2 separate regions of the Homo sapiens genome follow, and region 2 is linked to region 1. A link is an interaction called in ENCODE POLR2A ChIA-PET data of the cell type or tissue named here. Cell type or tissue: IMR-90. All regions are shown on one strand. Links, peaks and the distances in the headings refer to the core of each region. The heading gives the core; the rest is flanking DNA.

Region 1 (15,789 bases), core at 3,858-11,857:
ACTTATATCACGGCCCTCTTTTTATTTCTTTTTTTTTTTTTGAGAGGGCCATGGTGGTTTGCTGTACCTATCAACTCATCAGCTAGGTTTAAGCCCTACATGCATTAGGTATTTGTCCTAATGCTCTCCCTCCCCTTGTTCCCCAGTCCCCGACAGGCCCCTGTGTCTGATGTTCCCCTCCCTGTGTCCATGTGTTCTCATTGTTCGACTTCCACTTATGAGTGAGAACATGCGGTGTTTGGTTCTCTGTTTCTGTGTTAGTTTGCTGAGAATGATGGCTTCCAGCTTCATCCATGTCCCTGCAAAGGACATGAACTCATTCTTTCTAATGGCTGCATGGAATTCCATGGTGTATATGTGCCATATTTTCTTTATCCAGTCTATCATTGGTGGGCAATGATACATATATATACCTATGTAACAAACCTGCATGTTCTGCACATATATTCCAGAACTTAAAGTAAAATAAAAATTTTAAAAAAATTAGCCAAGCATAGTGGCCCAGGCCTGTCTCTCTCTTTTTTTTTTTTTTTTTTTTTTTGAGACAAAGTCTCTCTCTTGTCCCCCAGACTGGAGTGTAATGGCATGACCTCGGCTCACAGCAACCTCCGCCTCTCAGGTTCAGGTGATTCTCCTGCCTCAGCCTCCCGAGTAGCTGGGATTACAGGCATCTGCCACAACACCTGGCTAATTTTTGTATTTTTAGTAGAGACGGGGTTTCACCCTGTTGGCCAGGCTGGTCTCGAACTCCTGACCTCAGGTGATCCGCCCGCCTCAGCCTCCCAAAGTGCTGGGATTACAGGTGTAAGCCACTGTGCCCGGCCAGGACTGTCTCTTAAAAAAAAAGAAACTGCAAATATTGGATGTAATCTTAAATAAATGAGGATTTATACCTATGGGTAATTTCTGTTACCCCAGAAAAAACATTTATTTTACATTTTAGCCATGAAGTACTTATGTCTTTCTGGAAAAGCAGTGATTTGTTAGAACTGATTTCCTTACCAAGTCTTCCAACAGAATAGGTGAGATTATAACAGTGATCATAATATAACTGTTTTTTAAGTCAAGTTCTTTGAAGTATTATTTATATTCAGTAAAACTACCATTTTTAGTATATAAATTTATGAGTTTTGATTAATACATACAGTCATGTAACAGTAATCAAGATATAGAACACTTACACCACCCAAAAAATTCCCTCATGGTCCTTTGGTGGCAATCCCACCCCTACTCCAGCCTCTGGCAACCACTGATCTACTTTCTATCTCTATACTTTTGGCTCTCCCAAAATTCTATTTAAATACACTCATGCAGGCTGGGCATGGTGGCTCATGCCTGTAATCCCAGCACTTTGGGAGGCCGAGCCGAGTGGATCATTTGAGGTCAGGAGTTTGACACCAACCTGGCCAACATGGTGAAACCCCATCTCTACTAAAAATACAAAAGTTAGCCAGTCATGGTGTACACACCTGTAATCCCAGCTACTCGGGAGGCTGAGGCAGGAGAATTGCTTGAAACCAGGAGGTGGATGTTGCAGGAGCTGAGATCACACCACTGCACTCCAGCCTAGGTGACAGAGTGAGACTCCATCTAAAAAATAATAATAATAAATACACTCATGCAGATTTATTTCATTCATTATGCAGGCTTATTTTATTCAGCATGATGCTTTTGAGTTTGATCCAAGTAGTGGTGTATACCAATAGCCTGCCCATTCCTTTTTATCACTGAGTAGTATTCCATCACATGGAAGAACCACAATTTGTTCCTCCATTGAAGGACATGTAGATTGTGTTTCCATCTTGGGTGATTATAAATAAAGCTGGTGTAAACATTAACGTACACATCTTTATGTGACTATAAGTTTTTGTTTTTGTCTTTGTTTTTGTTTTGAGCTGGAGTCTCACTCTGTCGCCCAGGTTGGAATGCAGTGGCACAATCTCTGCTCACCTCAACCTTCACCTCCCAGGTTCAAGAGATTTTCCTGCCCCAGCCTCTCAAGTAGCTGGGACTACAGGCATGTGCCACCATGCCTGGCTAATTTTTAAATTTTTATTTATTATTTATTTATTTATTTATTGAGATGGAGTCTCGCTCTGACGCCAGGCTGGAGTGCAGTGGTGCGATCTCAGCTCACTGCAACCTCACCTCCCAGGTTCAAGTGATTCTCCTGCCTGAGTCTGTCAAGTGGCCAGGACTACAGGCACACACCACCATACCTGGTTAATTTTTGAATTTTTAGTAGAGATGGGGTTTCACCATATTGGCCAGGCTGGTCTCAAACTCCTGACCTCGTGATCTGCCCACCATGGCCTCCCAAAGCTGTGGGATTACAGGCGTGAGCCACCATGCCTGGTATAATTTTTGTATTTTTAGTAAAGACGGGGTTTCCCCATGTTGGTCAGGCTGGTCTTGGACTCCTGACCTCAGGTGATCTGCCCGCCTCAGCCTCTGAAAGTGCTAGTGTTACAGGCATTAGCCACCATGCTCGGCCAAGATCTGATAGTTTTATAAAGGGCAGTCCCTTGCACAGATTCTTTTACCTGCTGCTATGTGGGACATGCCTTTGTCCCTCCTTTGCCTTCTGCCATGATTGTGAGTCCTCCCCAGCCATGTGGAACTGTGAGTCCATTGAACCTCTTTTTCTTTGTAAATTGTCCAGTCTTGGGTATGTCTTTATTAGCAGCATGAGAATGGACTAATACAGAGTTGATGCAGTTTTGAGTCCAAAATCTACCAAGGAGGCCAGGAGCCTGAAAGGTCAGGCAAGGTTTCTGTGTTGCAGTCTTGAGGCAGAACTGCTTCTTATTTGGGGAACCTTAGCTTTTGCTCTCAAGGTCTTCCAATGATTGGATGAGGCCCACCCATCATTAGGTGAGATCATCAGCTTTACTCAAAATCTACTGATCGTAAATGTTAATCACATCTTTAAAATATCTTCATAGCAACATCTATACTGATGCTTGACCAAAAAACTGGGTACTATAACCTAGTGAAATTGACATATAAAATTAACCATCACATATGGGCCAGGCACAGTGGGCTCACACTTGTAATCCCAGCATTTTGGGAGACTGAGAGGGGAGGATGGCTTGAGGTCAGGAGTTCAAGACTAGGCAACATAGTAAGACTCCATAGATACAAAAAAAAAAAAATTAATTAGCTGGACATGGTGGGATGCATCTGTAGTCCCAGTTATTTGGGAGACTGAGGTTGGAGGATCTCTCAAGCCTGGGAGGTTGAGGCTGCCCTGAGTCATGCTCACACCACCACATTCTAGCCTGGGTGATAGCACAACCCTGTCTCAAAAAAATAAAAATTAAATTAGATCAAATTAACCATCACATATGGTAAGTGTGTTTAACTGCCAAATTGTTTTCCAAAGCAGCTGTCCCCTTTTCATTCTCACCTCCAATGTATGAGTGTTCATGTGAGTGATTACTTATAAACATTCTTGTAGCCAAAACTCTTAGAGTATACATTCAATTTGCTATAGCATTGGGATATTTAAAAAAAGTCAATCTTGCTGTACAAAAGGGAAAATAATTTTCTCTCTATCCTTTGTAGTTCTTGGTTGGGACAGAGTGACAGACATCTGTAGCCAAAGACAGATTAACAAACAGGTTTATTAACATGTGTACATAGGAGATATCTGTTGAAATTGGTAAATCTCAAAGAGATGGCTTTAAATTTAGTCTTAAATACCATCGTGTGCTGAAACGAGAAAGAATGATATTGGGAAGGCTGGTTATGTGGAGATGCTCAGGAAAAACAAGGGTAAGGTTTGTTATGCAGATTTCAGCCAGTGCCTTCTCCATTTATACACATCTTAGTGACTTTGTCATCCATCTCTTCCTGGTACAGAGAAGGAGGCACTCTTACAAATGGAGATTCCCTTTATAGATATAAATTTCTCTTACAAAACGATAACTTCTAGTACTCTGTTTTCAGAATTTCTCCTGTGTCTGCAGTTTCTCAAAATAATCAGCTCAAAATAATCCTTATGCCAAAAAACCATTATTTTGGAGCAGCATATTCTGGTCCTCAGCACTGCCATCAGAAATTTGTTTGTAAACAAACATCCAGTATGAGTGTTTTGACTTTTAAGTGTTGACCTTAGGAGGAAGTACATTTATTGTAATGTAGCTTAAAAAGGGTAAGTAAGCTGTTTCATGTTACATCACTAATAAACTGGCTTACTAGCTAATATGTCTCATCCTTCAAAGGCTGGCAAGTATTTTAAAATCTAACCTACCTTACGCATGCCCTCAGCAGAAACCAATATCTTAATTAGAAACAACAAATCAAAAAACCTAAATGGTGTTAAAGAGCACCCGCTTCCCAGACATTTGTTCTTAATTTCCTCCCCAGTAGGAGACGTTAGCTCTTATTATTTTAAATTTGCTTTTATTTTTTTAAGAGATAGAAGTCACAGCTCAAGAAGAGAGAGAAAATTTGCCTTCCTCAATCCTTTTGTATGTTTGCTTTTAATGAAAAGTGAGGGGTTTATGTAAATCGGCTGTGACTCCTCAGGTACAAGTAGAGGCTAAGGATAGCTACTCCTGTTCTTCAGTAGAAAGATGCTTAGCTCCATCTACACTCAGCTGGTCATCTCGTTACCATGGTAACACCATCCCTCCTCCTCACTCTCGGGAGCTTTGCCTGCCTCTGCTGATGGAAGGGCATTGCCACATTTGCATCAGAAATTAAATAATACTTTCCAGGACAGATCGTACACAAGGGCTGGGGTCACAGGGATCACCAGTATGGCCTTGATAGAGGTGAGCAGAATTAGTCCAATGGTTACAGTATTTCTCTTCAGCATCATTTCCCAAAAAAGAATAGAAAATTGATGACTCAGAACTTAGTAAGCTTGTTGATTAGCAGGGTACCAAGTGGGAGTATTCTCTCCAAAGTAACAACAAAGAGCGGGAGCTTTCGGCAGCAAGCCTGCCAGGTTTTCAGGACTGTTTCCCGCTGTGCCCCTCAGTGCATGGCCCCACACTGCCTCAGAAACCTTCTTACATTGTAGGCAGCTGCTTGTTCGGGATCTGTCTCTCTCTCTCTCTCTCTCTGGAGCCCACCTCCATCTTCTGCCTTCATTCTCGTCTGTTGGCCTGCATTTCTTCTTAGGCTTGTTTTACAGTGACTGCTTGCCCAGTGATCAGTTCGTCCTGCTGGTGGACTTTGCCCCAGGATCCTTCCCCTACCCCGACCCTATCACCGGAGGTGGTTGCTGCGGTGTCTGGGAAAGGAGTCCTGCCAATTCCTCTTCCTGGCACTCGTTCTCCTGGTTTCTCCCTTCCTCTTGTCCTCTTCCTCGTTCCCTACTCCCACACTTCCTTTTTCTTTCTCTCTCCTGTTTTTCCTTTGCTTCTCCTCTTCTCAACCTAAAATTTAGCACCCTCCAAAACACAGCCACACATATTTCACCCTACTGGTGACACTGTAAATCAAAAATACAATTCTAATGCCCCCCAAAACCATCTGAATGGACTTCCTCCTTGGCCAGGGTACATGTTCTCAGGATCTCATGAGGGCTGTGTCACAGGCCATGGTCACTCATATTTGGCTCAGAATAAATCCCTTAAGTAATTATTGTTGACTCTTTTTGTTGACAGTAATTTGGTGCCTCAGAGAAGACTCAGGACCCTGAAGGAGTTAGCCAAACTCGGAGCTAAGGTACTAGCAGGGAACCATTGAAGCCTCCCTGACTTCGAGCTTCTCCAACCAGTGGAGCTGACAAGTCCTCCTGAGCCCTGGACCTCCCTTTGGTCGACGGTCCTTAATTTGTTCTGAGCCGATTTTTTCCTCCGAGGAAGTTATTGTTTAGGATTGTTTTTTTTGAGACAGAGTCTCACTCTGTCGCCCAGGCTGGAGTGCAGTGGCACGATCTCAGCTCACTGCAAGCTCTGCCTCCTCCGGAGTTCATGCCATTCTCCTACCTCAGCCTCCTGAGTAGCTGGGACTACAGGCACGCACCACCACACCCAGCTAATTTTTGTATTTTTAGTACAGACGGGGTTTCACCTTCTTGGCCAGGACGGTCTCTATCTCTTGACCTCAAGATCCGCCCGCCTCGGCCTCCCAAAGTGCTGGGATTACAGGCATGAGCCACCACGCCCGGCCTGTTTAGGATCTTACTTCTAGTTCGGAGGTACATTCTAACGGGGCTTCTCCATTACTTTTTCTTCCAAAAGTAATCTTGATTTGGCTTGCCTGTGCATATTTGCCTTGGGAACTGAAATGTTGTTTTCATAGGTAAATAAGAGACTGAGTTCCCTCAGCTCTGAAGAGAAGGCCATTTTGTTTCTCCCAGCCAAAAAGAACCCCTGGGTGACAGGGGGCCACATGGGAATGTCTGTGGGGTTGACCCCCGTGACATGCGGCGGCCTTCAGGGAACCCCCAACAAAATTAGTTTAAAAAGGGCTTGTCCAGGAAGTGCATATAGGACCTGGTCACTCCGTGCTTTGAGCCCTCCCAGAGGTGCTTAGACCTCTGGAGAGAGAAACTGAGACATGTAAGAGGGCGTCAAGAACTCTGTGGTGACACGGTGGAGTCCAACCCACAACCAGCACACTTAACCCACCACACTGAACTCTAGACCACAGCTCAGCCCCTCCTTTTCAAGAAAAAAAAAGTGGGCAACAAATAATCTAAGAATGAGGAAAAAACAAGAAGAATGACAGCTTTCAGGCGCTCTGTTGGTTTTATGGTGCCACTCCTTGCAAGTGTTTGTATAAAATGAACATATTATGGTCTTTCTGCACATTTACGTCAAGGGAAAAGAGCCCAAAGTTCGAAATGTAATTATAGGGTTTCTAAGTTCTCTTTTTCTCTATTTTCTTTTCTGCCTTCTTTAAATCCACTGTTTTTTTTCTTTTTAAAAAAATTTTAAAATAATTTATTTTGATATAGGGTCTCACAATGTCACCCAGGCTGGTCTTAAACTCCGAGGCTCAAGCAGTCCTCCCACCTCAGCTTCCCAAAGTGCTGGGATTACAGGCATGAGCCACTATGCCTGGCCTGCTGTTTTCTACTGAGATAAAAACCACTGTTTGGAGCCAACCATTTTTTGTTTGTTTCTTTGTGTGTTTGCTTTTTGCAAGCCTGTGAATTTGTATTAATAACTCATGGCTAGAGTTCTGAAGTAAAAGCTATAGAATCGTGTGTGTGTGTGTGTGTGTGTGTGTGTGTGTGTGTGTATTTAAAAGGCCTTTTTGTTTTGTTTTGTTTTTCATTTTTTTCTCCTATGACCATGTTCTTACTGAGAAAGTTTTTTTAGAAAAATAGTGTCTAACATCCTGGGATTCCTTAAAGTAAACAGAGAAGTTACCAAACTCCTTTTAAGGAAGAAACCTCTTTTTCCCTGTTGAACCCCAAGAATGTAAACAAATGTGTTTTCTCTCAGATCTTAAACTGCTTGCTTCTATATTGTGTTATCTGATTTTTTTCCAGCTAAAATAGTTATTACAACAGAGGCTACTGTTTGATGTTTAAAATAAGGAAGAATGTAGTTTAGACACTTAGAGAAATGTCTTTGTAAAAAAAAAAGTTGCACTGTAAAAGCATCATCTAGCCTCATAATTCTCTTTTTGGAGATCCAGTGCTCAGAGCTTAAAAGAAGACTTAGGGCCAGGCACAGTAGCTCACACCTGTAATCCCAGCACATTGGAAGGCCAAGGTGGGCAGATCACCAGAGGTTAGGAGATCGGGACCAACCGGGCCAACATGGTGAAACCACATCTCTAATAAAAATACAAAAACTAGCTGGGCATGGTGACGCACACCTGTAGTCCCAGCTACTCGGGAGGCTGAGGCAGGAGAATCACTTGAACCCAGGAGGTGGAGGTGGCAGTGAGCCAAGATCATGCCACTACATCCAGCCTGGCAACAGAGCAAGACTCTGTCTCAAAAATAAAAAAGAGAAGACTTAAATTAGAACTAATGAAAAATCGTGGATAGGAGACAGGACTAACATGCAGCTCCTGCTTGGACAGACAGAACAGTGTCTGGAGACTCACATTGTGAACTTTTGCTTCAAGAACCACTGCAGGAACATACCAGGAAAACCAAAAGAATTCAAAGACCCTTTGAAAGAAGTGGCTTGCCGTTGCAAACACCACAAGACAGCCAAAAAACTGTGAGTTCCCAAAGTGTGAGAGGAGGAAAAGAAAGCCTCCAAACACACATCTTCACTGGGGAAACTGAAAATCCAGGTCACAGGAGAAGGATTTAACCTTACCTACAGCTGAAACAGATTTAGGGAGCTGAGTGAAATATAAAAGCAGAAGAAGCAGTGGGAAGATCCCTGTAGGCACTCCCAGTCTCCAGCTCAAGCCTAGTGAAGCCATTCCTGGCTTTATCTCACAGAGGTCTTTGGGGAAGTGAAGACAGCCAGTGGAACTGGGGAGGAGCCACAGAGAGAAGAAAGCTCCTAGCTGAACTTTGTAATAATTTTGACTGAGCACTAATTTTTCTGAACAGAATCAGGTGGGGCAAATGGGGAAGTGCCGATACAAGCGCAGAAGCCACAGCCTACAGTGCAGGCAGGTGGGAAGGGGTGAAGCCTGAGAGCCCTGTTTGCTTTCTCAATAGGGAGGCTTGTACCCTGGGGCAAGATCTCACCCCTGCATGCGGGCTGCTTGGATATAAACTCAGTGCGGTTGGTGGGAGCATGGTGGGAGTGAGACTGGCCCTGCTGGCTGCATGGGAGCTAGGTAAGGCCTGTCACTGCTGGCTTTCCCCCACTTACCTGGCAACCTGTATGATGCAGCAGAGGTGGCCATAATCCCCTGGGAACATAACTCCATTGCTCTGAGAACCACTCCCCTACCCCCAACAGTGGCCATAGCAAGCCCCACCCATGGGGAGTCTGATCTCAGACTCACCCAACCCTGCCCCCACCTGATGGTTTTTGTCTACCCACCCTGGTAGCTGAAGACAAAAGACATAAACTCTTGGGAGCTCAATGGCCCCACCCATCGCTTGAGAAACCTGAGAACTTATCCTGGCCAATATAGAACTAGCCTATATCTCCCTTCTACTATCACAGCTGGTGCTCTCTTAAAAGTGCCACCTCCTGGTTGGAGGCCATCAACTCAAGCCATCACAGTAACACATAACAGAACGACCCGGCTCTAAAGGAGAAAACAACAGCTAATTCCACTGCCTGCAACACCCTAGCTAACCAGAGGTCCTGAGTCTGTCCACGTGACAACTTCACTGCTAGTATAATCACTATTCAAGAAAACCAGCACACTAAACAAAACTACAACCAAGGACTCGCAGAGTCCAGTTCACTCCCCTTTCTTTCTTTTTTTTTTTTTTGAGACAGAGTGTCACTCTGTCACCCAGGCTGGAGCACAGTGATGCAATCTCGGCTTGCTGCAACCTCCGCCTCCCAGGTTCAAGTGGTTCTCCTGCCTCAGCCTCCTGAGTAGCTGGGATTACAGGCACGTGCCACAACGCCCAGCTAATTTTTTTATTTTTAGTAGAGATGGGGTTTCACCATGTTGGTCAGGCTGGTCTTGAACTCCTGACCTTGTGATCTGCCCACCTCAGCCTCCCAAAGTGCTGGGATTACAGGCACGAGCCACCATGCCTGGCCATCCACTCCCCTTTCATCTCCACTGGAGCAGGTGCTGGCAGCCATGGCTCAGGGAACTAGAGATGGATCACATTACAGGACTCTTTGCAGACCTTCCCCAGCACCAGCCTGGAGCCTGGAGCTGAGTGGCTAGACCCAGAAGAGCAATAAAAATCACTGCAGTCTGGCTCGCAGGACCCCATCCCTAGGGAAAGAGGGAGTGCACCACATCAAGAGATCAAGAGCGACAAGAGCGAAACTCTGTTTCAGAAAAAAAAAAAAAAAGAACAGAGCCTCCAAGAAATTTGGGATTATGTTAAATGACCAAACACATGAATAACTGGTGTTGCTGGGAAAGAAGAGAAATCTAAAAGTTTGGAAAACTTATTTGAGGGAATAATTGAGGAAAATTGCCTGGTCTCACTAGAGATCTAGACATCCAAATACAAGAAACTCAAAGAACATCCGAGAAATTCAGTGCAAAAAGATCATCACCTAGGCACATAGTCATCAGGTTATCTAAAGTCAAGAGGAAGGAAAGACTCTTAAGAGCTATGAGACAAAAGCATCAGATAACCTATAAAGGAAAACCTATCAGATTAACAGCAGATTTCTCAGCAGAAACCCTGCAAGCCAGAAGAGATTGTGGTCCTATCTTTGGCTTCCTCAAACAAAATACTTACCAGGCAAGAATTTTGTATCCAGCAAAACTAAGCTGCATAAATGAAGGAGATATAATTTTTTTCAGACAAACAAATGCTGACAGAATTCGCCACTACCAAGCCAGCACTACAAGAAATGCTAAAAGACGTTCTAAATCTTGAAACAAAACCTTGAAATACACCAAAATAAACCTCCTTAAAGCATAAATCTCACAGGACCTATAAAACAATAACACAATGAAAAAAAAACAACAAGGTATTTAGGCAACAATTAGCATGATGAATAGAACAGTACCTTACATCTCAATACAAATGTTGTATATAAATGGCCTAAATGCTTCACTTAAAAGATACCAGGCCAGGCATGGCGGCTCACGCCTGTAGTCCCAGCACGTTGGGAGACCAAGGTGGGCAGATCACATGGTCAAGAGATTGAGACCATCCTGGCCAACATGGTGAAACCCCGTCTCTACTAAAAATACAAAAATTAGCTGGGCATGGTGGTGTGTGCCTGTAGTCCCAGCTACTCGGGAGGCTGAGGCAGGAGAATTGCTTGAACTCAGGAGATGGAGGTTGCAGTGAGCTGAGATTACACCACTGCACTCCAGAGGCCAAGCATAGTGGCTCCTGCCTATAATCCCAGCACTTTGGGAGGCCAAGATGGGCGGATCACCTGAGGTCAGGAGTTTGAGACCAACCTGGTCAACATGGCGAAAGCCTGTCTCTACTAAAATTACAAAAATTAGCCAGGTGTGGTGGTAGGTGCCTGTAATCCTAGCTACTTGGGAGGCTAAGGCAGGGAGTATTGCTTGAACCTGGGAGGTGGAGGTTGCAGTGAGCCAAGATCATGCCACTGCTAATGACACCTTTGAGAGATCTCTAAGCTGATCTCAAAGGTGCTATCACCCAAACCTAAACCTGATGCCAGAGCAGGCTGACCTCTGCCTCCATCAGTGCCACAAGCTGCAACCAGGTCCTGAAGGCCCAGTTCTTCACATCCTCAAAGTCTCTCAACAAATCAACTCCTCCAGCTTCAGGCTCAGCCCAGGCCAGAGATCTGGGCAGGAGCACACACCATACTCATCTCTGGTCTGTGTCCCTCTCTCTTCTCTGCCCCCAAAACTCCTCTCTTCTTTAATTACAAGGTAAAGTCGTCTTGTATTCACTTTTCCTTTTCCCTAAAAATTTGCAACAGCAGAAGCATTCATGGAAATCACTTACACTTAAATAAAAATAATCCAAATAACCTTAAATACCAAATTCCAGACCTCTCCTATAATATTCATGGGAATGCCCAATTGTAAAAAGGGCTAGAATTGCCAATTACTGTACTAACTCTGGTGGAAGAGGTATATCTGTGAAAAGAAAATGAGATCTCAGGACCCCAAACTCACTATGCCAAAGGAAAAAGTTAAGCTTGAGAACTGAGTCAATGCGAAAACTGCCTTCCTTTCATTCCCAAACACATAGCTGTAATTTCACATGCTTATTTTGTCTTATGTGAAATGTAGATTTACTGAGCCAAGAGGACTGCATAACTGACTCCTCCCCTTTCTCTTCACATGTAAAATGTAGATTCACAGAGTGCTAATCAGAGTTTCACAAGAATATAACCACTTGCCTCATTGCCTACCCCTCCTTTTTTTTTCACTTTCTTCATCCTCCTGTTTGCTCTTTCCTATTTAAATACTGAAGTTTCCAAAACTCTCTTGGAAAAAAGCACAGGACACAGATCCTACTGTGACTTGTGTTTCTTGCCCCCCAGCCCCAGGCACATCCTCAACCTTGGCAAAATAAACCTCTGAATTGATTGAGATCTGCCTCGGTCACTTTTTGGTTTACGTGTCTATGAGAGCCTGAAAGTGTTTTTGAGCAATTTGAAAGTTCACACTGTCTTCTCTTGCTAAGAACCGATTGTATCAGAGCAAGGGTAGAAAGCATTAAAAGGTTTCTCAGTTGGTTCACCTTTTTTTCCTTGAATTTTGGTCTGTCACTTCACTGATCTTGTTATTTTCCAGCTGGATTCTTTCCATCTTAAGAAATCTCTTTTCTTGGCTGGAGAGAAACACACACTAGAAGGTTCACAGTAGCTCTCTCATGGAGGAGGAATTTGGAATTGTTACTTCTTCTTTATATGTTCCTGTAATTTCCAAAGTTTTTATGATGAGACACATGAAGTGCTGAAAATAGAAAAATGCTGTTTTTAAAAAGAAGAAAATCTGTTTTCATTTTACATTTATCTTTATTAAAACCCAATTCAAATAATTGGACATTTCTATTTTTTCCTTCCTGGATGAAAAAATTAATGTCTAAGCAGCTTGCATTCATTAATACCACTAACATGATGATTATTCTCTACCCTCCTTAACACTGAAGAAATTCCCTCCACATTTTGCATCCTAGTTAAGTTAGATTTTTAAAGAAAGTATGAACATAACTTCAGCAATCTAAATCATAGAATTAAAAATAAAAATTCTGGCTCACGCCTGTAATCCCAGCACTTTGGGAGGACAAGGTGGGTGGATCACAAGGTCAGGAGATTGAGACCATCCTGGCCAACATGGTGAAACACCGTCTCTACTAAAAATACAAAAATTAGCTGGGCGTGGTGGCATGTGCCTGTAGTCCTAGCTACTCAGGAGGCTGAGGCAGGAGAATTGCTTGAACCCGTGTTACGTATAAAGTTTCAGTGCCACAAAAGAAATAGCACTCGAATATAAAATTTTCTTTTTAATTCTCAGCAAGGCTAGGTACTTCTATAGAAGGGTGCGCCCTTACAGATGAAGCAAAGGTGAGCACGCACTTGGACAAGGGAGAGGAAGGATTTTTTTTTTTTTTTTTTTTGAGACTGAGTCTTGCTCTGTCGCCTAGGCTGGAGTGCAGTGGCGCGATCTCGGCTCACTGCAAGCTCCGCCTCCCGGGTTCATGCCATTCTCCTGCCTCAGCCTCCCGAGTAGCTGGGACTACAAGCGCCCGCCACCACACCCGGTTAATTTTTTTGTATTTTCAGTAGAGACAGAGTTTCACCGTGTTAGCCAGGATGGTCTCAATCTCCTGACCTCATGATCCACCCACCTCGGCCTCCCAAAGTGCTGGGATTAAGGGCACGAGCCACCTCTCCCAGCCAGGGGAAGGGGTTCTTATCCCTGACCCACGTGGCCCCTGCTGCTGTGTTGTTCCCCTATTGGCTAGGGTTAGACCACACAGGCTAAACTAATTCCGACTGGCTAATTAAAAGAGAGTGACAGGGTGAGTGGTTTGGTGGGAATTTTGATTATGACAGAGTAGGTAATAGGAATGAGTCAGGGTGGAGCAGGTGATTGAAATGAGTCAGGGTGGAGCAGGTAATCAAAAAAGCTTGCTTTATGAGGAAGTTTAAAAGTAGAAGGCAAAGAATTGAACATACTGACATATTGATTCTTTGAAAAGAAATTTAGAACTCATATCTAACACCCAGGAGGCAGAGGGTGCAGTGAGCCAACATTGCACCACTGCACTCCAGCCCGGGCAACAGAGCAAGATTCCCGTCAACATGCATCTGTATGAAGAGACCACCAAACAGACTTTGTGTGAGCAATAAAGCTTTTTAATCACCTGGGTGCAGGTGGGCTGAGTCCAAAAAGAGAGTCAGCAAAGGGTGGTGGGATTATCATTAGTTCTTACAGGTTTGGGATAGGCGGTGGAGTTAGGAGCAATTTTTTATGGGCAGGGGGTGGATCTCACAACGTACATTCTCAAGGGCAGGGAGAATATTACAAAGTACCTTCTTAAGGGCCGGGGAATATCACAAAGTACATTATTGCAAGGGCGGGGAGGGTGTATTGTCATAAGGTCAGTTGATCAGCTAGGGTGGGGCAGGAACATCACAATGGTGGAATGTCATCTTTTATGGTTCTTCAGTTGCTTCAGGCCATCTAGATGTATATGTGCAGGTCACAGGGGATATGATAGCTTAGCTTGGGCTGAGGCCTGATAACTCCGTCTCAAAAACAAAATAAAAAATAAATAAATAAATAATAAAAATAAAAATTCTAACACCAGAAGAAACAGCAACTAAAATAAGAAAATCAATCGGAAAAATAGCTGTCAGATGATAACCTGGAGAAGCTGAGCAGATGACAACATGAAACAGAATGGGCTTATTGTAAGACTGCCCAGGCAAATTTTATTACAATAGAGTTTTTGAAATCAAGAGAGAGAAAATAAATGTGTTGAAAGCCAGCTGTCTATACTGCACAGTACACTTAACATCTTGTGGGTATGAAATAACACTTGAGTTTATTTGGAATCATTTTAGAAATACTGTCTAATCTCTCTTTCCCTCAGTTTCCTCCTCTGTAAAGTGGGATAGTAACACCAGTAGAGGTGTTATCAGAATTAAAGGAGATGTTCATTCATTTATTCAACTAGTAGTGACTTAATTTTGATGTGAATAGTTGAGGAATTGATTAACCAGTTTAAAGATTTCCCCACCCTTTTGTCTCTCACTTTCCCCCCCTCCTGTCTGGCTTTTGATAACTTCAATCCCTTTCATTTCCCCGCCTCAGTGTGCAGATAGGGGTATAAAAGGAAAATCAGTCCATTTTGTTTTCTATTTCAGCAGCTTCTGGTTAGAAAGTGCTATTGAACAAATAAGGGCTTTAATTGACCAGTCTTCAGTTTCATTATCCATGCTCTCCTGGTCTTTTCAACTCTGGGATTCTTTTTTGTTTTTGTTTTTTAAGACAGAGTCTCACTCTGTCGCCCAGGCTGGAGCGCAGTGGCGCAATCTCAGTTCGCTGCAACCTCCGCCCCCCAGGTTCAAGTGATTCTCCTGCCTCAGCCTCCCAAGTAGCTGGGATTACAGGCATGTGCCACCACACCCGGCTAATTTTTTGTATTTTTAGTAGAGACAGGGTTTCACCATGTTGGCCAGGCTGGTCTCAAACCCCTGACCTCAGGTGATCTGCCTGCCACGGCCTCCCAAAGTGCTGGGATTACAGGCATAAGCCACTGCGCCCAGCCAACCCTGGGATCCTTTTTACCCAGAATACTGAACCAGAATATTTGTTGGTTAAAAAAAAAAACAAAAAACCAAGGTCTTGCTAAAGAGGCAGCAGCTCAACTGACTAGAGCCCAGAGCTGGGGGTGATCTCGCTGTCCCGTCTGCCTGTTCCAGGAGCTGAATTAAAAGCCTCAGAGCTACCTTTGGCTCTTCAGGCCAGAGATCACCTCAGCCGCCAGCCCAAGCCTAAACCTGTTAATAAAGATTGATCCCCTACAATGTACCTATATCCCATCTACTCTTCCACTAATCTTACCCATTTACCCTTTTCATATGAAATTGCCATTTCTGTCAACCAAAAAATGGTTGAATATCTGTAATTTCATATGGTCCATATCTGTCATTATTGGTATGCCCATTTTACAGATGAGGAAACTGAGGCTCCTAAAAAAGCCCTAGATCTTTTCACTATTGCCTCCTGAGCCACTTGAAGGAAACAGTCCAGCCTGGGAAACACCATTTATAAAGGGAGGCCCCATTCTCACCATGTTAA
Region 2 (13,803 bases), core at 2,344-10,343, 56 kb before region 1:
TGTTGCCACCTGCTGTTCATTCTCCCATAGCTCCATCCATAGGAGCAACTGCCTAGCTGAAAGACTACATTTCTCAGGACTCCTTTGCAATTAGGAATGGCCAGTGTAACTAAATTCTGGCCAATGAAATTCATTTGACATCCGGGAAGGCTATTTGAAGGAAAATGACTCAACTAGGGCATGGGCCCTTTTGCCATTATTCCAGTGAACATATGAATAATAAGAAAGCAAAACAGCCTTATTGCTGATATTAAGAAAGTTGCAGTAGTCTGATCTAACCAGCCACAACATTCTCTTAACCCAAAGCCTAATCCAGAGCAAAGCTTTAACTCTTCAATTCCATGAAGGCTGAGAGAGGTGAGAAGGCTGTAGAAGAAAAGTTGCAAGCTAGCAGAGATTGGTTCATGATGTTTAAGGAAAGAAGCCATCTCCAAAACATAAAAGTACAAGGTGAGGCAGTGAGTATTGATGAAGAAGCTGCAGCAAGTTATCCAAAAGATCTAGCTCAGATCATTGATGAAGTTGGCTACACTAAACAAAAGATTTTCAATGTAGACAAAACAGCCTTCTATTGGAAGAAGATGCCACATAGAATTTTTGTGGCTACAGAGGAGAAGTCAAGGCCTGACTTCAAAGCTTCAAAGAATAGGCTGACTCTCTCATTAGAGACTAATGCAACTGATGACTTTAAATTGAAGCCAATGCTCATTTACCATTCAAAAAATACCAAGTCCCAGCCGGGCGCAGTGGCTCACGCCTGTAATCCCAGCACTTTGGGAGGCCAAGGCAGGCAGATCATGAGGTCAAGAGATTGAGACTATCCTGGCCAACATGGTGAATCCCTGTCTCTACTAAAAATATAAAAATTAGCTGAGGGTGGTGGTGCGTGCCTGTAGTCCCAGCTACTCAGGAGGCTGAGGCAGGAGAATCGCTTGAACCCGGGAGATGGCAGTTGCAGTGAGCCAAGACTGTGCCACTGCACTCCACCCTGGCAACAGAGCAACACTCCATCTCAAAAAAAAAAAAAAAAAAAACCAAGGCCCTTAAAAGTTATATTAAATCTACTCTGCCAGTGCTCTATAAATGAAACAACGAAACTTGGATGATGGCACATCTGTTTACAGAATTGTTTACTGAATATTTTAGGATCACTGTTGAGACCTATTGCTCAGAAAAAAGATTCATTTCAAAATATTGCTCATTGACAATGCAGCTAGTTACCCAAGAATTCTGATGGAAATGTACAAGGAAATTAATGTTGTTTTCATGCCCACTAGCAAAAAATCCATTCTGCAGTCCATGAATCAAGGTGTAATTTTGACTTTCAAGACTTAGTATTTAAGAAATACTTATTTCCTAAGGCTATAGGTTCCATAGATAGTGATTCCTCTGATGGATCTGGTAAAGGTATATTGAGAACCCATAAAGGATTCACTATCCTAGATGCCATTAAGAACATTTGTAATTCATGGGAGGAGGTCAAAATATCAACATTAACAGGAGTTTAGAAGAAGTTGACTCCAGTCCTCATGGATGACTTTGAGGGGTTCAAGATTTCAGTGGAGGAAGTCACTGCAGATGTGGAAGAAATAGCAAGAGAAGTAGAATCAGAAGTGGAACCTGAAGATGTGACTAAATTGCTACACTCTCATGATGAAAATTGAATGGATAAGGTGGTGGTTTTTTTGGTTGGTTTTGTTTTGTTTTGTTTTGTTTTGTTTTGTTTTGTTTTAGAGATAGGGTCTCACTCTGTCACCTAGGCTGGAGTACAGCAGCATAATCATAGCTCACTACAGGCTCAGACTCCTGGGCTCTAACAATCCTCCCACCTCAACTTCCCAAGTAGCTAGGACAACCAGCAAGCACCACCACCACACCCAACTGATTTTTTTCCTGTAGAGATGAGATCTCACTATGTTGCCCAGACCAGTCTTAAACTCCTGGCTTTAAGCAATTCTCCTCTGTTTTAGTCCGTTTTCACACTGCTGTAATGACATGCCGGAGACTAGGTAATTTGTAAAGGAAAGAGGTTTGACTCACAGTTCCACATGGTTGGGAAGGCCTCAGGAAACTTACAATCATGGCAGAAGGGGAAGCAAGCACATCTTACATGGCAGCAGGCAAGAGAGTGAGCGTGTGTAGGAAGAGGAATAGTCAAACACTTAGAAAACCATCAGATCTTGTGAGAACTCACTCACTGTCACAAGAATAGCATGGGGAAACCTCCCTCATGATACAGTCATGTCCCAACAGGTCCCTCCCTCAACATGTGGGGATTGTGGGGATTTTGGGGATTACAATTTGAGATGAGATTTGGGTGGGGACACAGAGCCAAACCACGTCATCCTTCCTCAGCCACCCAAAGCACTGGGATTACAGGTGTCAGCCACCATGCCTAACCTGGAATTGTTTCTTATGGATGAGCAAAGACAGGGTTTTCTTGAGATGAATGTACTCCTGGTGAAGATGCTATGAACATTGTTGAAATGACATCAGCTAATTTAGAATATTACATCAACTTACTTGATAAAGCAACAGGGTTTAGGAGGATTGACTGCCATTTTGAAAGAAGTTCCACTGTGGGTAAAATGCTATCAAACAGCATGGTATGCTACAGAGAAATCTTTCTTAAAGCGTTAACAGATACCAGGCATGGTGGTTCACGGCTGTAATCCCAGCATTTTGGGAGGCTGAGGCGGGCAGATCACCTGAGGTCAGGAGTTCGAGACCAGCCTGGCCAACATGGTGAAACCCTGTCTCTACTAAAAATACAAAAAATTAGCCAGGCGTGATGGCACATGCCTGTAATCCCAATCCCAACTACTTGGGAGGCTGAGGCAGGAAAATCACTTGAACTCAGCAGGCAGAGGTTGCAGTGAGCCAAGATTGCACCATTGCACTCCAGCCTGGGTAACAAGAGCAAAACTCCATCTCAAAAAAAAAAAAAAAAGTTAACTGGTATAGCAGATTTCATTGTTGTCTTATTTGACTAAGTTGCTGTGGCTTCCCCAGCCTTCAGCAATGACCAACCTGACTAGTCAGCAGCCATCAACAACAGGGAAACCTCTTCCACCAGCAAAAAGATTACAAGTCACTGAAGGCTCAGATGGTTGTTAGCATTGTTTAACAATAAAGTATTTTTTAATGAAAGTACATACATTTTTAAGACATAATGCTATTGCATATTTAGTAGACTACAGTGTAGTATAAAGTTATCTTCTATGTGCGCTGGTTAATCAACAATTTTGTGGGACTTACTTTATTGAAATATGTACTTTATTACAGTGGTCTGGAACCAAACCTGTGATATCTCCAAGGCATGCCTTTATGTACCGCCTCTGTCCTGAGGAGACCTCCCCAGGTCTCTGATTCTGTTGTGCGTTTTATTCTGGCATCTTTCTTCTCATATTGCTAGGATCTTTTATTGTCCCACAAATCCAAATATTCTCTACTTTTTGGAGGATACTAGCATCTTTTAAAAATGATATTCTCATTGTATTTCCTGCATAGTTTAATAAACCAGTAATTATTTTGACCATCTTCAGCAATTCTACTCTCACTGCCTCTTTTAGGCCTAGCATTTACACTTCTGATTGGGCACTTTGGGTTTATATTAAGCAGCTCCTAAATTCACCTACCTATAGAAGGAGTCACAGATACAAACCTTTGTAAGAGTTACTCATAGTAACATTTATATTCTAAAATCATTAGCTGGGTGTGATGGCACGTGCCTGTAGTCCCAGCCACCTTGGAGGCTGAGACGGGAGGCTTGCTTGAGCCTATCAGTTTGAAGGGCTGCAGTGAGCTATGGTCACATGACTGCCCTCCAGCCTGGGTGACAGAGTGAGACCCTGTCTAAAAAAAAACAAAATACAAACAAAAAAAAATCAGTTATGACTCAGCACTATAATGATTAGTTCTAAGTGTCTCTAAAAAACAATGTTTCGTTGCCAGGTGCGGTGGCTCACGCCTGTAATCCCAGCACTTTGGGAGGCCGAGGCGGGCGGATCATGAGGTCAGCAGATCAAGACCATCCTGGTTAACACGGTGAAACCCCATCTCTACTAAAAACACACACAAAAAAATTAGCCAGGCGTGGTGGCGGGCGCCTGTAGTCCCAGCTACTCAGGAGGCTGAGGCAGGAGAATGGCGTGAACCCTGGAGGAGGAGCTTGCAGTGAGCCGAGATCGCGCCACTGCACTCCAGCCTGGGTGACAGAATGAGACTCTGTCTCAAAAAAAAAAAAAAACAAAACAATGGTTCGCAAGCTTGAACACACACCTGGAACTCGTTAAAACACAGATTTTTGGCTCCAATCCCCAGGGTCTCCAATTAGGTCAGTCTGAGGTAGGCCCCACTTGCTGCTGCTGCTGCTGCTGCCGCTATGCAATCACGTTTTGAGAACCACTGTTCTAAATCATGGCAAGCAATTTGCACCCTTTCAAGCATAAGCAGCCTACCTGGCTTCCAGATGTAGCCCATCAACTACGAGTTCAGGAGGAAAGACTAGAAAAGTACTTTTGTGTTGTGCTATGGTTTGAATGTTTGTGTCCCCCTAAAATTCATGTTGGAACCTAATGCTCGATGTGAAAGGATTAAGAAGTGGGGCCTTTGGGGAAATGATTAAGTCATAAGTCATGAAGTCTCCATTTTTATGAATGGGAGTAGTGCTCTTATAAAAGAGGTTGAAGGGAGCTGCCTTGCCCCTTCTACCATTTGAGGACACAAACCATCTCTAAAGCAGACGGTGGGCCTTTACCAGACACTGAATCTGTTAGCACTTTCACCTTGGCCTTCCCAGCTTCCAGAACTGTGAGAAATAAATTTCAATTATTTATAAATTAGCTAGTCTATTTTATTTTGTTATAGCAGCCTTCACGGACTGAGACATGTTGCTACTTAGCACATGTGGTCTAACCTAAATGAAAAGCTGTAACAATTTTTCCCTTGGTATTTTTCCTTCAATAAGGAAAAAAATCTAAGCACTGATCTTAGGAGCAGTTTAGGGATGGTCAGAATCTTGTAGCCTCCAGCTGCAGGACTCCTAAACCATAATTTCTAATCTTGTGGCTAATGTTAATCCTACAAAAGCAACCTAGTCCCCAGACAAGAAGGAGGTCGGTTTTGGGAAACGGCTTTCGTCATCTTTGTTTTAAACTATAAATTAAGTTTCTCCCAAAGTTAGTTCAACCTAAATCCCAAAGTGCTGGGATTACAGGCATGGGCCACTGTGCCTGGTTAAAGTGAAACAATTTATGTGACTTTTTTTCATGTGACTCAATAAAACCACTTTATTTTCATAAAATTTTATTTTGTCTGATTGACTGATAAATATACGTAAAGCTTGGTTCTCACTGCTCCAAGCCACAGCCTGACTCCACACAGATAACAGACCATCAGTAATAAAGCCGCATCTCCTAGTCCTTGAGACCTGGGTTTCTGACCTTGAACAGTTTACTTCCATTCTTTTCGTGCCCTGTGTGTGTGTGTGTAATACAGAATGAGGGGTTAACATATATAACCTTCCATATCTTAAAGACTATGGTTCTGGGATTCTAGAGATTAGACTGAAGGAAGACCTTCTTGATCCACAATTATAATGGAAACTGGGATGTGGTGACTGGAATTAGCCAAGAAGATGATTTAACACATTCCTAAAATGACAGATATCTTAAGTAATTTCCCCCAAATGTCATGCTAGCTACTGTGTTGGGAAGAGAAGTCTTTTTTTTTTTTTTTTTGAGACAGAGTCTCGCTCTGTCGCCCAGGCTGGAGTGCAGTGGCACAACCTCTGCTCACTACAGCCTCCACCTCCTGGGCTCAGGTGATCCTCCTATCTCAGACTCCTGAGCAGCTGGTACCCATAGGCATGTCCACTAAAGCCTGCTAATTTTTGTATTTTTTGTAAAGATGAGATCTTGGCATGTTGATCAGGCTGGTCTCAAACTCCTGATATAACTGCCCAAGGGGTTCACCTTGCCCACTGCCTAGACAGAACCAATTTATCAAGACAACGGAACTGAGATAGAGAGTTATTCACACAGAGCCAGCTGTGTGGGAGGCCAGAGTTTTATTATTCCTCAAATCAGTCTCCCTGGGCATTCAGGGAGCAGAGTTTTTAAGGAAAACTTGGTGGGTGGGGGTAAGCCAGTAAGCCGGGAGTGCTGATTGGTCAGAAATGAAATCGTAGGGAGTCTTCAGGCTACACGTGAGGCCCATAATCACATGTAATCATAGCTGTCTTCCTGCACTGAGTCAGTTCCTGGGTCGGGGCCACAAGATCAGATGAGCCAGTTTATCCATCTGGGTGGTATCAGCTAATTCATCAAGTGCAAGGTCTGCAAAATATCTCAAGCACTGATTTTAGGAGCAGTTTAGGTAGGGTCAGAATCTTGTAGCCTCCAGCTATGTGACTCCTAAACCGTAATTTCTAATCTTGTGGCTAATGTTAGTCCTACAAAGGCAACCTAGTCCCCAGGCAAAAAGGAGGTCAGCTTTGGGAAAGGGCTGTTGTCATCTTTGTTTTAAACTATAAATTAAGTTTCTCCCAAAGTTAGTTCAACCTACTCCCAGGAATGAACAAGGACAGCTTGGAGGTTAGAAGCAAGATACGGAGTCAGCTAAGTTAGATCTCTTTCACTGTCTCAGTCATAATTTTGCAAAGGCGGTTTCAATGGGCTCAAGCAATCCACCTGCCTCAGCCTCCCAAAGTGCTGGGATGACAGGCATGAGCCATGCACTTGGTGGGAAGACATAAGGTGAAACATATTTATTTATTTATTTATTTTTTTTTTAGGGATGGAGTCTCGCTCTGTCACCCAGGCTGGAGTACAGTGGCGCAATCTCAGCTCACTGCAGTTCAAGCGATTCTCCTGCCTCAGCCTCCCCAGTAGCTGGGATTACAGGCATGTGCCACATTACCCGGCTATTTTTTGTATATTTACTAGAGATGGGGTTTCACCATGTTGGCCAGGCTGGTCTTGAACTCCTGACCTCAAGTGATCTGCCCACCACAGCCTCCCATAGTGCTGGGATTACAGGCATGAGCCACTGTGCCTGGTTAAAGTGAAACAATTTATGATGTTCTATATACTTTATACCATGTACATACATTAATGTCTTTTTTTTTTTTTTTTTTTTGAGACGGAGTTTTGCTGTTGTTGCCCAGGCTAGAGTGCAATGGCGTGATCTCAGCTCAGGCAACCTCTGCCTCCCAGGTTCAACTGATTCTCCTGCCTCAGCCTACCTAGTAGCTGGGATTACAGGCATGCATCACCACGCCTGGCTAATTTTATATTTTTAGTAGAGACGGGGTTTCTCCATGTTGGTCAGGCTGGTCTTGAACTCCCTACCTCAGGTGATCCGCCCGCCTCGGCCTCCCAAAATGCTGGGATTACAGGGGTGAGCCACTGTGCCCAGCCATTAATGTCTTTTTTAAGTTTCTGGCTAACTCGAATTTCCCTATTAGTTTCCCAGCAGAGAGATTTATCTGGAAACACATTTAAAAGTTGGAAAGTAGACACCAGGTTGATGGGCCTCACATGTGGCCTGAGAGTCTCTGATCTGGCTCAGCAGTTACTGCTGGGCTCAGAAGAGTGTCATTTCTGTATGGATGATCTGTTTTATTATTTTCTTAGCACTTTTACAACAATCCTGTGAGATAGGCAGGGCTTACATCTTACAGAAGAGGAAACTAAGGATGCAAGATGTTACATGACTGCCAAAAGTCATTACTGAGTGAGGATAAACATGTTAAGACCCTTTTATGAAGGATATTTTATAAAGGATATAACCTTGGTCTGGAGATCATTTTTATTTTACTTTATTTTAAAGATAGGGTCTTGCTCTGCTGCCTAGGCTAGAGTACAGTGGCACAATCTAGCTCACTCTAACCTAGAACTCCAGGGCTCAAGCGACCCTCCTGCCTCAGTCTCCTGAGTAACTGGGACTACAGGCATGCATCACCACACTCAGCTAATTTTTTTTCTTTTTTTTTTTTCGAGACAGAGTCTTGCTCTGTCACCCAGGCTGGAGTGCAGTGGCGCTAACTCGTCTCACTGCAACTTCTGCTTCCTGAATTCAAGTGATTCTCCTGCCTCAGCCTCCCAAGTAGCTAGGACTACAGGCACCTGCCACAACGCCTGGCTAATTTTTTGTATTTTTAGTAGAGGTGGGGTTTCGCCATATTGGCCAGGCTGGTCTCGAACTCCTGATCTTGTGATCCGCCTGCCTCGGGCTCCCAAAGTGCTGGGATTACAGGCATGAGCAACTACACCCAGCCTTTTTTTTTTTTTTTTTTTTTTTTAGCAGATACAGGGTCTCACTATGTTGCCCAGGCTGGTGTCAAACTCCTGTCCTCAAGTGATCCTCCCTCCTTGGCTTCCCAAAGTGGTAGTATTACAGACGTGAGCCATTGTGCCCAGACTGGAGATTTTTTTTTTTTTTTTTTTTTTTTTGGAGAGACTAGGAAAAATATAGATACCCTCAAAGCTATCTAGTACAACAGACATATCCCAGAAGCTTGTGAGCTTCTTCTCTACCACTCACCTCCCACCATAACTTAGTTTGTTTTGTCATTATAAGGCAGTTCTTTTTTTTTTTTTTTTTGAGACAGAGTTTCACTCTTGTTCCCAGGGTGGAGTGCAATGGCACAATTTTGGCTTACCGCAACCTCTGCCTCCTGGGTTCAAGCGATTCTCCTGCCTCAGCCTCCCAAGAAGCTGGGATTACAGGTGTGTGCCATCACACCCGGCTAATTTTGTGTTTTTAGTAGAGACGGGGTTTGGCCACGTTGGCCAGGCTGGTTTCAAATCCCTGACCTCAGGTGATCTGCCCTCCTTGGCCTCCCAAAGTGCTGGGATTATAGGCATGAGCCACCACACCCGGCCAAGGCAGTGCTAAGATCTTTGAAGCCATAAACTCTTAGTGGACTGAAAATTTCTTTTTGTGGCAATGCTGACACACAGGGAATCTATAAAAATCATAGATGTTGTACTGTGAAGAAGGTTGAAATAATTCCAGAAAAGTTCATCAAATACCAAAGCATTCTTTGGAAGAAAAGATAAAAAATGTTTAGTATGTGCAAAAAGGATAGAAAACCTATATTAAAGAGAAGAAAGATCTCAAATAAATAACTTAACATTCTGCCTTAAGGAGCTATAAAAAGAAGACTGAACTAAACCAAAGCTAGCAGAAGGAAGGAAATGATAAAGATAAGTGTAGAGAGAAATAAAATCATAAATACAATATAAAGAAAATGAATCAAACCAAGAGTTGATTATTTGAAAAGATCAACAAAAGTGACAAATCTCTAGTTAGCCTAAGATGAAAAAGAGAAACAACTCAAATTATTAAAATCAGAAATGAAAGTGGAAACATTACTAATGACCTTACAGAAATACAATTATAAAAGGATACTATGGGCCAGGCGTGGTGGCTCACGCCTGTAATCCCAGCACTTTGGGAGGCCAAGGTGGGTGGATCACGAGGTCAGGGGATCAAGACCATCCTGGCTAACACAGTGAAACCCTGTCTCTACCAAAAATACAAAAAAATTAGCCAGATGTGGTGGCGGGCACCTGTAGTCCCAGCTACTTGGGAGGCTGAGGCTGAGGCAGGAGAATGGCATGAACCCAGGAGGTGGAGCTTGCAGTGAGCCGAGATCGTGCCACTGCACTCGAGCCTGGGCAACACAGCGAGACTCCATCTCAAAAAAAAAAAAAGGATACTACAAACAATGGTACATCAACAAACTAGAAAACCTAGGTCAGTGTTTTGTACACAGAAAGCTACAAAACATTGCTGAAAGAAATTAAAGAAGACCTAAATAAATGGAAAGATATCCTATGCTCATAAATTGGAAGACTTAATATTATTAAAGTGTCAGAACTCCTCAAAGTGACCTACAGATTCAATGCAATCTCTATCAAAATCCCAATGGCCTATTTATGCAGAAATGGAAAAGCTAATATCAAAATTCATATGGAATTGCAAAGGGCCTTGAATAGCCAAAACAAATGATATGGTTTGGCTGTGTTCCCACCCAAATCTCGTCTTGAATTGTAGTTCCCTTAATCCCCACATGTTGTGGGAGGGACCAGGTGGAGATAATTGAATCCTGGGTGTAGTTTGCCCCATCCTGTTCTCATGATAGTGAGTTAGTTCTCACAAGAGCTGATTGTTTGTTTGTTTTGAGACGGAGTCTCACACTGTCGTCTGGGCTGGTGTGCAGTGGTGCCATCTCAGCTCACTGTAACCTCTGCCTTCTGAGTTCAAGTGATTCTCCTGCCTCAGCCTCCCAAGTAGCTAGATTTATAGGCACCCGCCACCATGCCTGGCTAGTTTTTTTTGTTTGTTTGTTTTGTTTTGTTTTGTTTTGTTTTGTTTTGTTTTATTATCATTTTATTTTTAGTAGAGACAGGGTTTCACTATGTTGGCCAGGCTGGTCTCGAACTCCTGACCTTGTGATCTGCCTGCCTCGGCCTCCCAAAGTGTTGGGATTGCAGGTGTGAGCCACCGCGCCTGGCTGAGCCGATTGTTTTATGAGGGGCTTCCCCCTTCTCTGGGCATCATTCTTCTTGCTGCCACCATTTGAAGAAGGACATGTTTCTTTCCCCTTCCACCATGATTGTACGTTTGCTGAGGCCTCCCCAGCCCTGCAAAACTGTGAGTCAATTAAACCTCTTTCCTTTATAAATTACCCAGTCTCAGGTATGTCCTTATAGCAGCATGAAAACAGACTAATACAGTAAATTGGTACCAGGCAGTGGGGTGCTGCTGTAAAGATATCTGAAAATGTGGAAGCAACTTTGGAACTGGGTAACAGGCAGAGGTTGGAACAGTTTGGAGGGCTCAGAAGAAGATAGGAAAATGTGGGAAAGTTTGGAACTTCCTAGAGATTTGTTGAATGGCTTTGACTAAAATGCTGATAGTGATACAGATAATAAAGTCCAAGCGGAAGTGGTCTCAGACGGAGATGAGGAACTTTTTGGGAAATGGAGTAAAGGTCACTCTTGCTATGCAAAGAGACTGGCAGCATTTTGCCCCTACCCTAGAGATCTGTGGAACTTTGAACTTGGGAGAGATAATTTAGGATATCTGGCAGAAGAAATGTTTAAGCAGCAGACTCCAACAGGAAGCAGAGCATAAAAATTTGAAAAATTTGAAGCCTGACAAGGCAGTAGAAAAGAAAAATCCATTTTCTGGGGAGAAATTCAATCCAGCTGCAGAAATTTGCATAAGCAATGAGGAGCCAAATGCTAATCACCAAGACAATCGGAAAAATGTCTCCAGGGCATGTCAGAGCCCTTCGCAGCAGCCCTTCCCATCACAGGCCCAGAGACCTAGGAGGGAAAAATGGTTTCCTGGGTTGGGTCCAGGACCCCCCCTACTGTGTGCATCACTTGGTGCCCTGCATTCCAGCCATTCCAGCCATGACTAAAAGGAGCCAAGGTACAGTTCAGCCCATGGCTTCAGAGGGTGCAAGCCCCAAGCCTTGGCAGCTTCCACATGGTGTTGGGCCTGCGGGTGCACAGAAGACAAGAATTGAGGTTTGGAAACTTCTGCCTAGATTTCAGAAGACGTATGAAAATGCCTGGATGTCAAGGCAGAAGGTTGCTGCAAGGCTGGAGCCCTCATGGAGAACCTCGGCTAGGACAGTCCACAAGGGAAATGTGGGGTCAGAACCCCCACACAGAGTCCCCACTGAGGCACTGGCTAGTAGAGCTGTGAGAAGAGGGCCACCATCCTCCAGAATCTAGAATGGTAGATCCACTGACAGCTTGTGCCATGAGCCTGGAAAAGCCACAAACACTCAATGCCAGCCTGTGAAAGCAGCCAGGAGGGAGGCTGTACCCTGCAAAGCTATAGAGGCAGAGTTGCCCAAGGCCATGAGAGCCCACTTCTGGCATCAGTGTGCCCTGGATGTAAGACATGGAGTAAAAGGAAATCATTTTGGAATTTTAAGGTTTAATGACTGCCTCATTGAATTTTGGACATGCATGGGGCTTGCAGCCCCTTCATTTTGGCCAATTTCTCCCATTTGAAATAGGGCGAATTTACCCAATGCCTGTACTCCCATTGTATCTGGGAAGTAACTAATTTGTTTTTGATATTACAGGCTCATAGGCAGAAGGGACTTGCCTTGTCTCAGATGAGACTTTGGGCTTGAACTTTTGAGTTAATGCTGGAATGACTTAAGATTTTAGGGGACTGTTGGAAAGGCACTATTGTGTTTTGAAATGTGAGGACATGAGATCTGGAAGGGGCCAGGGATGGAATGATATGATTTGGCTGTGTCCCCACCCAAATCTTACCTTGAATTGTAATTCCCATAATCCCCACATCTCATGGGAGGGACCAGGTAGAGAAAATTGAATGCTGGGGGCAATTTACCCCATCCTGTTCTCATGATAGTGAGTTCTCACAAGATCTAATGGTTTTATAAGGGGCCTTCCCTTTCACTGGGCACTGATTCTTCTTCTCCTTGCTGCTACCATGTGAAGAAGGATGTGTTTGCTTCCCCTTCCACCATGATTGTAAGTTTCCTGAAGCCTCCCCAGCCCTGCAGAAGTGTAAGTCAATTAAACCTCTTTCCTTTATAAATTACCCAGTCTCAGGTATGTCCTTATAGCAGTGTGAGAACAGACAAATACAACAATCATGAAAAAGAAGAACAAAGTTGGAGGACTCATATTTTCTGATTTCAAAACATACTACAAAGCTGTAGTCATCAAAACACTGTGGTGTTGGCATAGAGATTGACATAAAGACCAATGAAATAGAATTGAGAGCCAAAAAATAAACCTATACATCTAAGGCCAATTGATTTTTGACAAGCATGCCAAGACCATTTAATGGAGAAAGAATAGTCTCTTCAATAAATGGTACAGGGACAATTGGACATTTACATCCAAAGAATGAAGTTGGACCACTAACAACGACATACATAAAAATTAACTAAAAATGCATCAAAGACCTAAAAGTAAAAGCTAAAATTATAATATCCTAAGAAGAAAACATGGGGCATATCTTCAGAACCTTGGATTTCACAGCTTCTTAGGTATGACACCAAAAGCAGGAGCAATAAAGAAAAAATAAATGGGACCTAATCAAAATTTAAAACTGGGCATAGTGGCTCACACCTATAATCCCAACACATTGGGAGGCTAAGGCTGGATGACTGCTCAAGCACAGGAGTTTGAGACCAGCCTGAACAATATAGCAAGATGCTGTCTCTACAAAAAAAATTTAAAAATTATTCATGGGCCGGGTGCAGTGGCTCATGCCTGTAATCCCAGCATTTTGGGAGGCCAAGGTGGGTGGATCATGAAGTCAGGAGATCGAGACCACCCTGGCTAACATGGTGAAATCTCGTCTCTACTAAAAAAATACAAAAAACTAGCCAGGCACGGTGGCAGGTGCCTGTAGTCCCAGCTACTCAGGAGGCTAAGGCAGGAGAATGGCGTGAACCTGGGAGATGGAGCTTGCAGTGAGCCAAGCTCATGCCACTGCACTCCAGCCTGGGCGACAGAGTGAGACTCCATCCCCAAAAAAAAAAATAAATTTATTAATCATTCATGGTGGCAAGTGCCTATAGTCCCAGCTACTTGGGAGGAACACATGAGCCCAGGAGTTCAAGGTTACAGTGAGCTATGATTGTGCCACTGCATTCCAGGATAGGTGACAGAACAAGACTCTGTCTCAAAAAAAAAAAAAAAAAAAAAAATTAAAATTTTAAAACTTTAGTACATCAAAGAACACTACCTAGAAAGTGAACAGAAAACCTACTAAATGGCAAAAATA

What was found. Peaks named below come from ENCODE experiments on the same cell type or tissue, not always from the same donor. Only the 100,000 strongest peaks of a DNase experiment are listed, where the experiment ranks them.
Region 2: POLR2A ChIA-PET joins it to region 1 with 10 read pairs; 5 of 35 experiments call an interaction of 5 or more read pairs at or near these places.

What each region holds. Positions count from the first base shown.
Region 1 is chr9:15,366,026-15,381,814 of GRCh38, forward strand. No RefSeq gene overlaps it. Among named protein-coding and RNA genes, the nearest start is that of SNAPC3, 49 kb to the right of the region's middle. In IMR-90, for the core only: no CTCF peak of the experiment used is centred there; a DNase peak (open chromatin) is centred at 7,356; H3K27ac peaks cover 2,432 bases.
Region 2 is chr9:15,311,813-15,325,615 of GRCh38, forward strand. No RefSeq gene overlaps it. Among named protein-coding and RNA genes, the nearest start is that of TTC39B, 11 kb to the left of the region's middle. In IMR-90, for the core only: no CTCF peak of the experiment used is centred there; no DNase peak of the experiment used is centred there.